Linked DNA regions of Homo sapiens: region 2 is linked to region 1. A link is a loop called in an ENCODE intact Hi-C map of the cell type or tissue named here. Cell type or tissue: Caco-2. All regions are shown on one strand. Each heading gives the region's core, and the rest is flanking DNA. Links, peaks and the distances in the headings are about the cores only. Region 1 holds the start of LINC02817 (long intergenic non-protein coding RNA 2817). Region 2 has its middle 72 kb from the start of LINC02817.

What was found. Hi-C counts contacts between places; a loop is a spot of excess contacts. Peaks named below come from ENCODE experiments on the same cell type or tissue, not always from the same donor. Only the 100,000 strongest peaks of a DNase experiment are listed, where the experiment ranks them.
Region 2: a loop joins it to region 1, with 7 times the contacts of the local background. A loop is called at or near these places in 4 of 110 quality-filtered maps.

What each region holds. Positions count from the first base shown.
Region 1 is chr1:221,331,041-221,339,348 of GRCh38, forward strand. It overlaps LINC02817 (long intergenic non-protein coding RNA 2817), which reads right to left and starts at 5,256. Exons shown (of 2, transcript NR_024236.1): 1 at 4,823-5,256; 2 at 1-2,945. All of the region lies in intron 2 of LOC105372932 (a long non-coding RNA gene), which reads left to right. RefSeq lists an enhancer at 4,386-5,585. In Caco-2, for the core only: no CTCF peak of the experiment used is centred there; a DNase peak (open chromatin) is centred at 4,661.
Region 2 is chr1:221,260,487-221,268,794 of GRCh38, forward strand. No RefSeq gene overlaps it. Among named protein-coding and RNA genes, the nearest start is that of LINC02817, 72 kb to the right of the region's middle. In Caco-2, for the core only: a CTCF peak has its summit at 3,489 (motif pointing right); a DNase peak (open chromatin) is centred at 3,485.

The sequences.
Region 1 (8,308 bases), core at 1,745-6,744:
AGTTTTAGGAGAAGAGAGAAACAAAGAACAGAGAACTTACAGTAGTCCTCTTTTATCAATTGGGTATGTTCCAACATCCCAAATATAGTATCAAACCCTATATGTACTACTTACAAATTTCTTTTTCTTCCATCACAATTTCATGGATAGATTTACTTTTACTGTAGATCTTAGAAACCTCGCATAATTTTTTTCCTTCCTTGTGTCAAGAATTTTCAACTTTTTACTTAAAGGAAGCACTCCATGAACATTTTTTTTTTGGCATACCCAAATTTCCAGCATTACCTATATTACACTTTGGGGACTTTGTTAAGTAAACTAAGAGTTGCTTGAACAAAAGCACTGTGATACCATGACAGTCAATCTGATAACTGAGATGGCTACTAAATGACTAACAGGCAGGTAGTATATACAGTGTAGATATCCTAGACAGAGGGATGATTCATGTCCTAGGTAGAACAGAGCAGGATAGCACAAGATTTCATCATACTGCTCAGTATGGCATGTGATTTAAACTTATAAATTGCTTATTTCTGGAATTTTCATTTAATATTTTCAAACTGCTGTTGACCATTGGCAATGGAAACTGTGGAAAGTGAAACTGTGGGTGATGGTAAACTACTGTGTTTGGAGAAATAATGACCCCAAACTGCCCAAATTTGAGAAAAGACATGAATCTACAAATACAAGAAGCTCAACAAACTCCAAGTATGATAATCCAAAGAGATCCAACTAAAATATAGTCAACTGTGAGAAATCAAAGACAAAGGAAATCTTGAAAACAGAAATGGAAAAATAGCTATACAATGTGTCCTCAATAACACTATCAGCAGATTTCTCAGCAAAAACCTTGCAAATAAAAAAGTAGTGAGATAATATATTTAAAATGCTGAAAGAAAAAAAAAGTTGTGACTAAGAATTCTATATCCAGCAATACTGTCCTTCAAAAGCAAAGAATTAAAACTTCCCAGATTTAAAAAAATGCTGAGGAAATTCATTACTACTAGACCTGTTCTGTAAGGAATGTGAAAGAGAATCCCTTAAGTTAAAATGAATGGATGCTAGGCCATATAAAATTTTCTAGCGAAGGTAAAAATATGGGCAAATGTAAAAACTTTCATTATTATAATTTTGGTTTTTAACTCAACTTTTTATTCTTTTATAGAATGTAGAAGGCAAAGCATAAAAATAATTATAAATCCATGCTAATCAGTAGACAATATATCAAGGTGTAGTTTGTGATATTACAAATGCAATTTATGACACATATAACAATATGACTGAATCTTGAGGATATTATGCTAAGTGAAATAAGCCAGTTACAAATACCATTTGATTTCATTTATATGAGGTACGTAGAATTATTAAATGCATAAAGACAGAAAGTAGAATGATAGTTGCCAACAGCTGGGGATTGGAAGAAAGAGTTGTTCTTAATAGACGCAGAGCTTCAGTTTGGGAAACTTAAAAAGTTCTGAAGAAGGATTGCCCAACAATGTGAATGTACTTAACACTACTGGACTGTACATTTAAAAACAGTTAACACGGTCAACTTTATGTTATGTGTATTTTATCACAATTAAAAAAATTTTGTTAATATGGGCTTTGGAACCAGATGACCATGAATTTGCATTTCAAGTTCTTTTAACTCCTAGTGAAGTGGTGTTGTTGTCTGGGGTAAATACCCGGGTTCATTGTCTTGCATCAAGAAGATTAAGGACGTGGACATACATGAGAAGTGACTTTAGGAGCGGAATGTAATAGGCAAAAGAAAGAGAAAGGAGAACAGCTCTCTCTCTTGCGAAAGAGAGGGGCATCCAAATGGGACTTCTGGCCCACGTGGAGTGTACCAGATTTTATAGGCAGGCTGGAGGAGGCGGTGTCTGATTTATGTAGGGCCTGCAGATTGGTTGGATCAGGTGTGATGTTTACGTAGCACACAGGGAAGGCAGGCCACCCCATCGTAATCTTATTATGCAAACAGCCTTTCCACTTGGCCAGTGCCATGTTGTCTGCTCCTTACTGTACACCTGGCTGGCAAAGAGAAGAGAAGACAGAGCTGCCATTTTGAACATGCCTAGTTCCAGGTAGCCTTTTCCTGTTGGCACAACTGCAGGCATTCGCCTGTGCAAGCTTCTAGCTTGCTTGTCTATGTCTGCAGCTCGATTTTACAGGCTGCTCTTTGTTAGAAAAGAAAATGATTTTGGGGCTGCTTTTCATTAAAAGGAAAACCTTTCTGAGGACTCCAGTACCCTCACTATCTGCCTAAATAATTTCTTCTTAACTCCTATATCACTAGCTGAGTAACCTTAGGCTAATAGCCATTCACTCTGAGCCTTTTTTCCTGTAGGATAAAATAAAAATAAAGTTGCAAATGCATGTAAAACCCCTGGGGCACAGTAAAGAGAATAAACATTCTAGATGGCAACCTCTTTGATGGCAAGTCTTAATTCTAATACTACTCCAAAATGCAAGGCTAACTGTGATTTCATTTCAGGAGTGTATTTTTGCAAATGATTATGTAATCAAAGATTGAGGAACAAAAAGAAGCTGCATTAAAGTTGTGACTCAGGTGACTAGATGAAGACTGGAATGACTTTCTCACTTCTGTTACTGTGCACACATTTTAGAATAAGACAAAGTCAGTCTTCCAAAACTAACTTTTTAAAATGTTTTGGGGGTGGTGTGGGAGTGGAAAAGGGAAGGCAGCACTAAAAGGGATATATGAACACTGATATTTTCCCTCCGTGTGAACATACTTTCATAGGCTGCCCCATGGATGGCTTTGTGATACCTCACGCAGTTTCCTTTCTCATCAGCCCTTCACTTGTCCTAAGGGACAGCACCCCGCAAAAACACACTATTTCACGTAGACCTGCAGTATCCACAAAGAAAAGATGATCTGGGACGTCCTCTGATCTTGCGTGTGGAGGATCCTTTGCCAGCTTTAGAGGAAGACAAGACATAGGGAGAAAAGGTTTTTGTTGTGGTTTGTTTTTTTTACTGCGACCTGAAATCCGCCTTACCAAAACCCATTCCAGAGAACTTTAGCCTTGGCTTCAGCCAAACAGGCAATGAAGTGTAACTTTTCAGTGACTATTTCGGTTCCAAAACCCTTGTATATATGGATTTATTTGGAAAAATAAAGCCTTAAAATAGAAGTCCAAGCTTATCATGTGCAGGCCTTTTCCTGCCAACTTATAAGCAACAAACTGGTGTATTTCTTCTTCCTCTTTGAGATAGAGTACATTCCAAGAGGAAGTCGATGTCAAGTATTTGGATAAACAGCTAAGATTTGAGAACCAGCTCTCCAGCAATGGGGGAGGTTTTCTCTAATATGTCCTAAGGCTGGTGTGCTACAGGTTTGTAGCAATTATTTCTTTTTTTAAAAAGCATTTTCTTCTCATTAGGGAAAAGACTTCTTGAATGAACTAAAGGGGACAGATGGAGACTTGGAACATTGTCATCACCCTTGAGCCTCTGTAACTATGATTTCTAGGGCACTCAGGTAGTTTATTGGGCAGTCATCCGAGGGGAAACTAAACACATGTTAACATGGACTGGCAGCCCCTAGTCTAAATTCTTTCAGCCAGTGGTCCCCAACCTTTTTGGTACCAGGGATCGATTTTATTGAAGACAATTTTTTCCATGGATGAGGTTGGGTGGGGGATGGTTTCGGGATGAAACTGTTCCACCTCAGGTCCTCAGGCATTAGAGTCTCGTAAGAAGCACGTGACCTAGATCCCTGGCATGCGCAGTTCACAATAGGGTTCGCGTTCTTACGAAAATCTAATGCCGTGGCTGATCTGACAGGAGGCGAACCTCAGGCGGTAATGTTTCCTCGCCTTCCACTCACCTCCTCTGTATGGCCCGATTCCTAACAGGCTACTGACTGGTACAGGTCTGTGGCATTTGGGGACGGGGACTCCTGCTTTAAGCCATAGGGTAGCAATGCTTCATTTCCATCCAGAAAAGAGGAGAAAGCGCAAGGGATGGTTGTTGCAAAATCATGTTCCCCATCAAGGGAGTCTCTTGGAGACAGTGGAGTCACATAACCAGCATGGTGACAGCAGGAATCAAGCCAGCTCCTGAACCCAAGTAGGAAAGCAGGTGACTGAATGGCAAAAACTGCCAGATACAAATATTTTCTTTTGTGCTTCTCTGTTTTTGAAGCAGCTCATGCCCTGGGAAGATGAGGATGTCTTACAATTGTTTCCATTTAGTGATGCAGAAACTGTCACAACAATGAGTCACTGTTCTGTACAAAAGAGACCTTTGGTGGTGGAAAACTGGTGTGTGTGTGTGTGTGTGTCTGTGTGTGTGTGTGTGAGAGAGAGAGAGAGAGATTGCTCAAATTGCCATTGCCTAATCAGCCAGTAGTGATTGAATGGAGAAAGCCTTTGAACCAGATCTCAGATTCAGGGTGCTTTCATGGAGCAAAGAGAAAAAGACTGAGAAATTCACTATGGTGAGTATTGAGGTTGTACTGCAGCTCAGTCTGGAGAATTGAAGGCTCCTTCCTGAAAGGGTATGGGGACATAGAGAAAGATAGCATCAGTGGATCAAAGCTACCACATTTTTGCGGTTAGATGGAGATTACAGTAGGGAGTGACAGAGATAAAATGTTAAAAACCTCCAACATTCCAGTTTAGACACAGCCCCTCCCCTTTCTGGCCATAGTGACCGCTCTCTGGCAAGCACTGCCCAGGGAAGATAAATCAGTTAGCCAGTGGCCTAAGGGTTAGGACTTTAAAAAACAACAACAATAAAAAAACCAAGAAGTTATAAACCGTGAGTCCACAAGTGGCCCCAGGAGACTTGCCTTCTGCATTCTCTCTGTCTGCGCAGGACTGTGAGGCATCTCTGGGAAGCCATCAGCTCTCAGGGGCAGGCACAGGAAACAGCTCTTCTTGTTGGCAAAATCCAGTTCGGTGGTTTGGAACAGGGTAGACAGAGAAACAAACAAGTGTTTGTTCATAGGCTGAGACCTAGGGGGTGTATAAGGAGTAATGATCCTATCACCTAAGGAGGATGAATTCTGGGTCATTTTATGAACTGTCTTCCTTAGAAAAGCCTCCGAAGCAACTGGCAGATGAAAACTGGAAACTATTTTGAGCTGGGATCAGGGAGTCCAGGGAGCTCAGCAGACCAGGTTACTGCCACTGCCACTCACTAATTAAGCACATGGACAAATTGCTGCCTTTTCTTGGCCTCTTTTCCTCCTCATAAACAGATGAATCCAAAACTTTTCTAAATCCAAAACTCACCAGTTACTTTTCCTCTTGTCTGCTGATCTTTACTTTTTTTTTTTTTCTATGACACTGCATTTTTCCCCCCTGATGTCAGGATCCAAGAGAAAGTGAAAACCTTTCTCCTGATACGGTCAATACTGGAGAACTGGGAACAATGTCAGAATGACCGGCCACCCTGAGCCAGCCCCTTCAATGGCACTGCCCCTGGGGGCTGTTCAACATATAAACTGGGGCCATTTAACATATAAACTGAATTCAAAAGTTACTTCATGTTCTACAAAAAGAATATGTTTTATTTTTAATTTACCTTCATTTTCAAAAAAATCAAGATTCTCTCTTTAAGGTGCCCCGGGCCCTATGTGTCATGCAGTACCCATTTGCAGAAACATCTTCTGTCACCAAGAGTTTCGGAGACAGTTTTTGTAGAGTTCCAGGCCTCAGTTTCTCTCTCTGTTGCAGGGAAATAATCAGACTTACCTGCCATCAGCTGCTCTGAGGTTTTTTGTGAGCTTCTCAGCTGACAGTTTTAAAAAGTAAAAACTATCCTTATATGTGATTACGTATCTTCTCAAATAAGACTTTCTTACATCTGCAGAGACTGTTTAGTCTCTTAGTCTTTTCTAGAATTCTGGGTTACGTTTAAAACAAGCACTACGTTTTATATTAATACCAAAGCTTTGAAACCACCGTGGTTAATGACTCTACCAGCTGCTTTTTGTCGTCTTTAATAGTGACCTCTTTTTAGGAATAACTGCCACCTAATACCTTCCTCTCAAAGACTAGGTCAACAGAGAGTCATTTGGCTGATTTTTCCATCAACAAGCTAGGGGGCTGGGGGTTAGCACAAACTGGTTGTAACCATTTTATTCTTCAGCCTCTCTCTGTGCCTGTGCCTCAATATTTCTCCAATGAATGCTAGTAGCCTCAGGATGCAGTACAATGATGATACTATCCTGCCCTCCGAAGAAAAGGCACTGTTTTCCTGCCTGCTTCCCTCCAAAGCATAAACACACAAACCGTATGCTGATAGCATCATTGTTACAAATACAAGCTTGAGATATTTAAATATTTGTGTTTAGATTCCATCTTTATCCATCACTCTTTTGCCTTTGTACAATTATGAAATGCAGATATTTTCATTCAATATCAAAGCATCCATCCAGCCTCTTAGGAGAAATGCTGGCTTAGTTAGTGAAGTCAAAGCTTTTATGCCTTGAGTATTAAGCTTGCTGGGATCAATACATGGGAGCAGATCGTGGCAATTCTGGAATCTGGGACAAGCATCATCAGAGTGTGATCCCATCTTGAGTGCTCAGTGGAAGTAACTCCAAGCCAGGGGAAGTCCCACCAGAAGAAAAGGCTGACTCTAAATAAGGTGCATGTTTCCAAACTATTGGTGCCTTTTGCTCCTCTGGCTTGTGTCCTTCCCAGGGTTTTATACTCAGATACTGGAAGTGAAACTCCTTCATGTCCAGCTCACAGCTGGCTGCCATCATGGACTCATGGAACTAAATGGATCGTGGGGCCCTTGACACAACTACAACTCAGCCCTCCTCTCACTTCTATTTTTTGTTGTTTGTATGTTATGTACAATTGACTGTAAGTCATTAGCAAACACATTTATTGGTGGAACCATGTAGTATTTAAGAACATAGGCTTTGAGGTTCAAAATTTGTGCATTAAATTTTACCTCTTGTTATTTGCTAGCCTTGTGGCCACAACAAAGTCTCTTAACAGCCTAATTTTTCTCATCTGTAAGATGCTGCTAATTATGTTTACTTTATTGATTTAGTATGAAGATTCAAAGAGATAATGTATGTAAAAATGAAAGCATGATATTTGGAGAATTTTAAGCATTCATAATAATGTTTCTCATTGTTAATAATACTGATATTTTATGGTTACATAAAAGTATTAGATTTAGAAGGTGTTCCAGCCCATATGATAATGTCTTTTCTTTTTTTGTCTGAGGCTGAGAAACTAAGATATATAATAATACCAATAACCAAATTCAGAGTCTTTTTTGATCTCAATTTCAGTGACATGAACATGATTCCACCCGGAATTCTCAACAAAGTTATTTTCTGACAACTCTTGGTCAGGAGCCTGATAACTTGGAAACCATTTGATCTTTTGCATAGGGATGGTCTTTTTGTCAAACATCAAATTTAGCCCTCTTTCTTACTGTGGGATAAGTATATGCTTTCAGACTTCATGAAAATATTGTCAATCACCAAGAACAATTTTCTGGTGGAGAAAATCTAGGGAAAACATTAGCAAAAGTCTAAACTGAACTAATGGACGGTATTTAAGCATCCAAGTTTTCGTGTATTTGGTATGTAACCATTATCAAAATGAAATCTCTCATTTCGTGTTTAGAGTTTTTTCCTCCCATAACACTGCTTGAAAATTTTAAACCAAGTAGGCAACAGGAAAAAAATATTGCTTTGATACATTCTTTCTGAAAAGAGAGGTCAAATATGCAAATTAATTAATTCTTTCTTTTTTTCTTTATTTAACATCTTATGTTTTGAAGCGGGAGGGAAGCAAAAGAGAGTTTATGTGTTTAAAGGTGTGTGTATGTGTTTGTGTGCATGTGTGTGTGTGTCTGTGCATTTATGTACACATTCCCAATGGGGAAATATTCCATCTTGATGACTTGGGGCTGCACGCAAAGCACATTTACAATTAACGCCCCACCTCTACCTTTTGCCATGCTCTCACTTTCCAGAATCCATATGTTGTAACTGATATGAGGCTCCAACTGCTTTGTTGCACATGTGAATTTAATAGTGGCAAATTTAGATGAAATGGTTCAGAACTGCCCATGTATTACTTTCATCGGCAGCAAGATCATCACATTAATTCTTTTTTCAAGTTAGTGTTGAATCTAGTCCTCTTGAAATTGATGAATGACAGGGCTGGCTGCAGCCAGGCATGATGAGCACAGGTGCTCATTTGGAAGCTGGCGCCTCCAAACCCAACCCATGCCACTTAATCTCTGCATCGCATGTGTTTTCCTGATATTTAGTACTCACTCTTCCTTCAACACACAG
Region 2 (8,308 bases), core at 1,571-6,570, 71 kb before region 1:
TGCTAGCTTTTGAATGTGTTTTCTCTTGCTTCTCTAGTTCTTCTAATTGTGATGTTAGGGTGTCGATTTTAGATCTTTCCTGCTTTCTCTTGTGGCATATTTAGTGCTATAAATTTCCCTCTACACATTGCTTTAAATGTGTCCCAGAGATTCTGGTATGTTGTGTCTTTGCTCTTGTTGGTTTCAAAGAACATCTTTATTTCTTCCTTCATTTCATTATGTACCCATTAGTCATTCAGGAGCAGGTTGTTCAGTTTCCATGTAATTGTGCAGTTTTGAGTGAGTTTCTTAATCCTGAATTCTGCAGTTTGAGTGAGTTTCTTAATCCTGAGTTCTAATTTGATTGCACTGTGGTCTGAGAGACAGTTTGTTATAGTTTCTGTTATTTTACATTTGCTGAGGAGTGCTTTACTTCCAACCATGTGGTCAATTTCGGAATAAGTGCGATGTGGTGCTGAGAACAATGTATATTCTGTTGATTTGGGGTGGAGAGTTTGTAGAAGTGTATTAGGTCCACTTGGTGCAGAGCTGAGTTTAAGTCCTGGATATCCCTGTTAACTTTCTATCTTGTTGGACTGTCTAATGTGGACAGTGGGGTGTTAAAGTCTCCCATTATTATTGTGTGGGAGTCTAAGCATCTTTGTAGGTCTCTAAGGACTTGCTTTATTAATCTAGGTGCTCCTGTATTGGATGCATGTATATTTAGGATAGTTAGCTCTTCTTGTTGAATTGATCCCTTTACCATTATGCAATGGCCTTCTTTGTCTCTTTTGATCTTTGTTGGTTTAAAGTCTGTTTTATCAGAGAGTAGGATTAAAACCCCTGCTTTTTTTTGTTTTCCATTTGCTTGGTAGATCTTCTTCCATCCCTTTATTTTGAGCCTATGTGTGTCTCTGCACATGAGATGGGTCTCCTGAATACAGCACACTGATGGGTCTTGACTCTTTATCCAATTTGCCATTCTGTGTCTTTTAATTGGGGCATTTAGCTCCTTTACATTTAAGGTTAATATTGTTATGTGTGAATTTGATCCTGTCATGATGATGTTAGCTGGTTATTTTGCTTGTTAGTTGATGCAGTTTCTTCCTAGCATCGATGGTCTTTACAATTTGGCATGTTTTTGCAGTGGCTGGTACCGGTTGTTCCTTTCCATGTTTAGTGCTTCCTTCAGGAGCTCTTGTAAGGCAGGCCTGGTGGTGACAAAATCTCTCAGCATTTGCTTGTCTGTAAAGGATTTTATTTCTTCTTCACTTATGAAGCTTAGTTTGACTGGATATGAAATTCTGGGCTGAAAATTATTTTCTTTAAGAATGTTGAATATTGGCCCCCACTCTCTTCTGGCTTGTAGAATTTCTGGTGAGAGATCCGCTGTTAGTCTGATGGGCTTCCCTTTGTGGGTAACCCGACTTTCTCTCTGGCTGCCCTTAACATTTTTTCCTACATTTCAACCTTGGTGAATCTGACGATTATGTGTCTTTGGATTGCTCTTCTAGAGGAGTATCTTTGTGGCATTCTCTGTATTTCCTGAATTTGAATGTTAGCCTGCTTTGCTAGGTTGGGGAAGTTCTCCTGGATAATATCCTGCAGAGTGTTTTCCAACTTGGTTCCATTCTCCCCATCACTTTCAGGTACACAAATCAGACGTAGATTTAGTCTTTTCACATAGTCCCATATTTCTTGGGGCTTTGTTCATTTCTTTTTACTCTTTTTTCCCTAAACTTCTCTTCTCGCCTCTTTTCATTCATTTGATCTTCAATCACTGATACCCTTTCTTCCACTTGATCAAATCAGCTACTGAAGTTTGTGCATTCGTCACGTAGTTCTTGTGCCATGGTTCTCAGCTCCATCAGGTCATTTAAGGTCTTCTCTACACTGTTTATTCTAGTTAGCCATTCGTCTAATCTTTTTTTCAAGGTTTTTAGCTTATTTGCAATGGGTTTCAACATCCTCCTTTAGCTCGGAGAAGTTTGTTATTACCGATCTTCTGAAGCCTACTTCTGTCAACTTGTCAACGTCATTCTCCATCCAGCTTTGTTCTGTTGCTGGCGAGGAACTGCGTTCCTTTGGAGGAGAAGAGGTGCTCTGGTTTTTAGAATTTTCAGCTTTTCTGCTCTGGTTTCTCCCCGTCTTTGTGGTTTTATCTACCTTTGGTCTTTGATGATGGTGACCTACTGATGGGGTTTTGGTGTGGATATCCTTTTTGTTGATGTTGATGCTATTCTTTCTGTTTGTTAGTTTTCCTTCTAACAGTCAGGACCCTCAGCTGCAGGTCTGTTGGAGTTTGCTGGAGGTCCACTGTAGACCCTGTTTGCCTGGGTGTCACCAGCGGAGGCTGCAGAACAGCAAATGTTGCTACCTGATCCTTCCCCTGGAAGCCCGGGCACCCGGCTGTATGAGATGTCAGTCACCCCCTACTGGGAGGTGTCTCCCAATTAGGCTACTCGGGGGTCAGGGACCCACTTGCGGAGGCAGTCTGTCCGTTCTCAGACCTCAAACTCCATGCTGGGAGAACCACTACTCTCTTCAAAGTTGTCAGACAGGGACGTTTAAGTCTGCAGAAGTTTCTGCTGCCATTTGTTCAGCTATACCCTGCCCCCAGAGGTGGAGTTTACAGAGGCAGGCAGGCCTTGTTGAACTGTGGTGGGCTCCACCCAGTTCGAGCTTCCTGGCTGCTTTGTTTACTTACTCAAGCCTCAGCAGTGGCAGACACCCCTCACCCAGCCTTGCTGCTGCCTTGCAGTTCGATCTTGGACTGCTGTGCTAGCAGTGAGCAAGGCTCCGTGGGCATGGGACCTGCTGAGCCATGTGCAGGATATAATCTCCTGGTGTGCCGTTTGCTAAGACCGTTGGAAAAGTGCAGTATTAGGGTGGGAGTGTCTCGATTTTCCAGGTACTGTCTGTCACGGCTTCCCTTGGCTAGGAAAGGGAATTCCCCGACCCCTTGCGCTTCCTGGGTAAGGCGATGCCCTGTCCTGCTTCAGCTCACACTCTGTGGGCTGCACCCACTGTCCAACAAGTCCCAGTGAGATGAACCTTGTACCTCAGTTGGAAATGCAGAAATCACCTGTCTTCTGTGTCTCTCACGCTGGGAACTGTAGACTGGAGCTGTTCCTATTTGGCCATCTTGGAGGGAGCTATGAAACAAATGTCTTTAAGAGTGCTAACACTTCAGCCTAAGACTGCAGGTGGGAATTCATGAAAATTAATTGCTAAAATCCTGATGGAATGGAATAGCAGAATGAGATAGCTGTGTTTTCTTTATACAGTATTTAAGCCATATTTCTGCATAGCTAGGGACTGTGCAAGTGTTTTTCTTTGCTTCTGATACCACAGTTACAAAGGATTCCACTGGTGCCACTCAGGAAACAGTGAAGTATTTCTGTGTCCTGTGTTTCAATTCCTGACATCTTAAAGATGGCGGCTGCCATCGTTTTCTACAGTATCTCAAGCTCATTCTCCACCAGATGGCAGCACTGAAGTTCAGAGGCCTTCAGCACAGAGCCTCCTTGCCTGGTGAATACAAATGCAAAGCTTTAAGCTCCTTCACACAAGTTAGACTCTCATTCTCTCTCCTACCTCCCCTCCCCCACTGAAGGCAACCCCTTCCAATAATCAGCCTTCTAGACTAAAATAGAAGCTTTTAACATTTTAATGTCTTGTCACATTACTCACCAGTCTCATCTAGGTCCAGGAAACCATTTCCTGGAGGCCTCTTTTTTATTTGTGTTCATTAGCTGCGCTAATACATTCTCTTGGAAACCACAGTTTAATAAATTTCATAGCGCATAACCAGTGGACTTAATGAATATTAGTCACTCGGAGCAATTTTTGTTTATTCAGCTTCTCTTTCCTCTCCTCCCTTCCCCTACCCCAGACCTCATTCTGTGGAATGATAATAATACACAGAGAGCTGGCTGGTTACAGAAGACTCTAAAAACAAGAAGAAAAAGGATCTTTCTGAGCTCACACCTGTTTTAAGGTTTGTTATCCTTAAAACGAAAAGCTGTAGGGATTCACTCAGCTCTTTCCTTGTAGCTCCCAGTGGACTTTGCTGTTAAACCACAGGGAGGAGCCCAGCCTTCAGAGCACTTAAAAGTACTTATGTCAAATCCATCCCATTCTTCCGGCCTCCGTTTCTCAATCCAGCCACCATTCCCAGGGGCTGGAGCACATTACAAGGCATTCACTTCATATGAATGGGCACACACAGACTTTTTCACCATTTCGATATGTCTAACATTTGCAGGCACATCCTGTAGGCTGCCTGAAACAGCCTTAATTTCAATTTACTGTCTCCCCAAGGATCTTGCCATTCTGCGGAAAGTAGAAAACTCAATGGTCGTTTCTCCTCTCCGACCTCTCACCCCAGGCTCTCTCTGCCCTCCTCCTCTTTCAAGGAAAAGCTGTATTGGGAGGAACATTTTGCTCCAGATGAATAGAATGAAGTTTTGATGCTTCTAACAGCACGTATGATCTTTTATTTTTAAAAAATAATGAGCAAGTTACATCAGATTACCACATTTGGAAACTGTTCAAAGTCGGCATACAAAGCCCAGTAAATGCTGTCTTGGGTCCTCCTGGAATATGATTACACAAGACAGCATGAAATCATAGTCTTGAAGTTTTACGTTGTCGTTTGTAACCCGCTAGGTCTAACTCTATATAACTTTTTAGTATGGAAATTTCCAAATATGTATACAACTTGAGAAAATACTGTAATGAACCTCAAGGTACCTGTCCTTTAACTTTCACATTAATCAACATTTGGCCAATCTTATTTTATCAAATCCTCTTCTCACACATGCCTGTCTTTTTTGCTTGGAGATTTAAAAACAAATGACAGATGTGTCTTTTTCTCTGTAAACAGTTTGGCATGCTTTGCTAGCTGATAAGAGCTTTCTATTTTTAGCATAATCACCATGCCAATATCACACTTAACATAATTAATGGTAATTCCTTAGTCATCTAATACCTAGTCCATTTTAATTTTTTTCCTGATTACCTCAATATTTTTTTTACTAGTTCAGAATCCAAACAAGACCCACTCATTGCATTAGTTGTTTTTTCCTTAAGTCTCTTTTGTTTTGCAACAGGTCCTCCTCCTTCTTCTCCTCTTCCTCCTCCTCCTCCTCTTCCTTCTCCTTCTCTAGTTTTATGCCATAGATCTGTTGGTTATACCAAGATTTTTGTCTATAGAAATATTTCATACTGTACATTTGACTGATTGTTTCCTTGTGGTGTCATTGAATTTGTTCTTGTACTGTTAGGGATATTTCTGGCAGAGAAAAAGTTAGCTGAGTTTTTCACTCTTATACTGAATAAAAACCAGTAGAATACAGAGGGAAATCCTCATTTTGCTTTGGCATCTGGAGCTACACTTACTGTTAATTCATTCAGCAAATATTAATTAGCTCTTGTAATGTACCAGGCACTGTACTGGGCTTTGGGAATGCAGAGTGACTAAGGGGGTTGGGAATATGGGATAACTGAGAAAATCATGGACCTTATCCTTGTGAAACTTAGGAGTCGTGGGTTTCAAAGCACCACTTAAAAAAACACCTGTGTTGGGTTCTCCTAACACTCTTGTAACGTCCATCAAGTTGTAAAGCCCTCTTAAATTTACTGAAGAATACCGAGGATGAAGTGATAGGTGCTGTAGACAGGAACTATACAAGAAATCACTAATGGAGAAGTCAGACACCATTCCCCTTGGACTTTTGGATTTCGCTCTTTTGATAAATTAATTTTAGATCCTAAACTCTGTCACAGGTGGATCAGTACTGCTAAAAAGATTTAGGCAACCCCTGAACAAAATTAATATCAGGGTATCAATTTATATTGGCCTAGGTTACAAAAGAAGTTAGTTCCTTACGAGTTCCTTAATTCTGACACCCATCTCCAAGAAATCCATCAATGCATAAAAATAAGAAACACATTGGAACATAGTGCACAGAGACTAAACACAACTGAAATAAAAGTTACCCAAAATGAAACTTCTCTTACTTACCAGTGTGTGATAAACTCTGATATCTCCAAATCTATTTTGTTTTATTTTTATTTCATTTTGTTTTAAAAAAATGCTTATTGCAAACCAATAAATGAATTTTGTGATCCACCAATGAGTCATGATCTGCTGATTTTGGAAAAGGCTTGACATTTGGATAAGATGGGGTCATGGACCATCTGCTTGAACTACGTCGTTGAGGCTTACTTTTGTAAAAGCCCAGATTTTGTGCCTTTGAAATAATATCGGAGGAAGGGATTGAGGTAGGGGGTTTTCAGAAGTTGTAAACATCATCAAGGCCTTCCTCTTATTTATTTATTTTTTTCTGGATAGAAGCAGTGTAAGCGGACGGAGGGAGACACTGGGGGCAAAGTAAGATCCTTGAGAATTTCAAGTGTCTTATTTTTAAGGAAGGAGACTAAATTTTTTTTTTAAAGTAGCACCTATTGGCTGTATGTTTTCTCATCTTATCTTATGTAATCCTCATAACAATGTAACTGTGTAGCCTTTATATATGTTACATAGGAGAAAACTTGGACTCCCCGAGATTGAGTAGGTAGAGGAACTGACTATTAACCAACTCACAGAGACCATGTCTCCCGGCAATTGGGGACTAACAGAGACTGGAGTCAGGCAATCTTTACTCTGAATCCTTGCTGTGGTACTTAGTGATAGTTATTAGTAAGTGAGGAATAAATAAGATTAAATGTGCAAACACTCAGCATCTAGTAGTCACTGATTATTTGTATGAATATAAGATACATGTATAAGCTATATATTAAAATATGCATACATGATATATATACATATATAAGATATACATTAAAATTTTTGTTTTTAAAATTATCCCTTGGAACAAGATGATATGTCAAAAATACTGGCATTGTGTACATTTCTAATCTTGCAGTCTGTTGGCATCCCTCACTGCCCTGTCTCCTCCCAGTAACGCTGAATATAGTTAGAATCCTGCATGTACTGGGCACCATAGCAAAACTTGAAAAGCAAACCAACACACATACAAACTCAACAACAGGTGTCAGCCTCCAGCAGAGAAATTTGATGGAAGAAACCATAATTTTGAGTAATAACCTGCATTTCATCAGGACTAGGTTCCTTTCCAACACTCAGAGATTTTGTTGTTACTATTGTAACAACATTCAATGAGAATATTGCCATTCTCACACATACCACATTGAGAGGCAATGGTATATGGTGTATAAGAGCTCCATCCCTCAGCGCAAGACGACCTATGCTTAAATTCTGGTTCTGCCACTTCCCTGCTGTATTAGCCCATTCTTGTATTGCTATAAAGAAATACCTGAGACTGGGTAATTTATAAGAAAAGAAGTTTAATTGGCTCACGGTTCTTCAGGCTATACAGGAAACAGTGCTGGCATCAGCTTCTAGGGAGGCCTCAGGAAGCTTTTACTCATGGTGGAAGGCAAAGTGGGAGCAGGCACTGCACATGGCGAAAGCAGGAGCAAGAGAGGGTTGAGGGTGGGGAGGAGTTTCCATGCTTTACAACAACCAGATCTTACAAAAACTCAGTACCGTAAGGACAGCACCAAGCCACGAGGGATCCACCCTCATGACCCAAACACCTCCCACCAGGCCCCATTTCCAACACTGGAGATTACATTTCAACATGACATTTGGGCGGGGAAAATATTCAAACTATATCACCTGCTATGTGGTCTCGAACAAATCACTTAAACCATTTTTCCTCCATCATCATTAGTAAAACAAGGTTTATGATGTTAATCACAATGAGGATGATAAAAATGCCCACCACGTAGGTTGTTGTAAGAATTCAATGCATTAGCATATATAAAACACTTAAAACAGTATCCAGAATATAAGAAGTGTTGGCAAGTCTTATGATGTTATGAGTTAGAGATACTCCCTCTGCTCCTGAAGGGCCAACATTTCCAGTTTCAGTTGCATTTGGCAGCTTTCTGGAGTGGAGCAAATCATAGTTAGGTCTCCACTCATTCAGTAGGACTTTGTGAGTCATCGACAGTGGTTAAGATGCAGTGCTAGCTACAGAATAGTTTTTTAAAAAATGGAACATCTGTTCTTTCCTCAATAATTTACAATCTAATTGAGAAAAAAAACAATGTTCTCTGCCACCAGCTAGCTGTGAGATTTTACTCAGGATACTGTCCCACTCCAAAAATAAGGGGCTCCTCTACTCTGTACTAATGATGAATAAATTGGGATTCACCAGGTTTAGCACCTCAATTCACAAAGACAAGAATCTCTATTCAAGAATTATAAAGAAAATTATGAATTCATAAAAATATT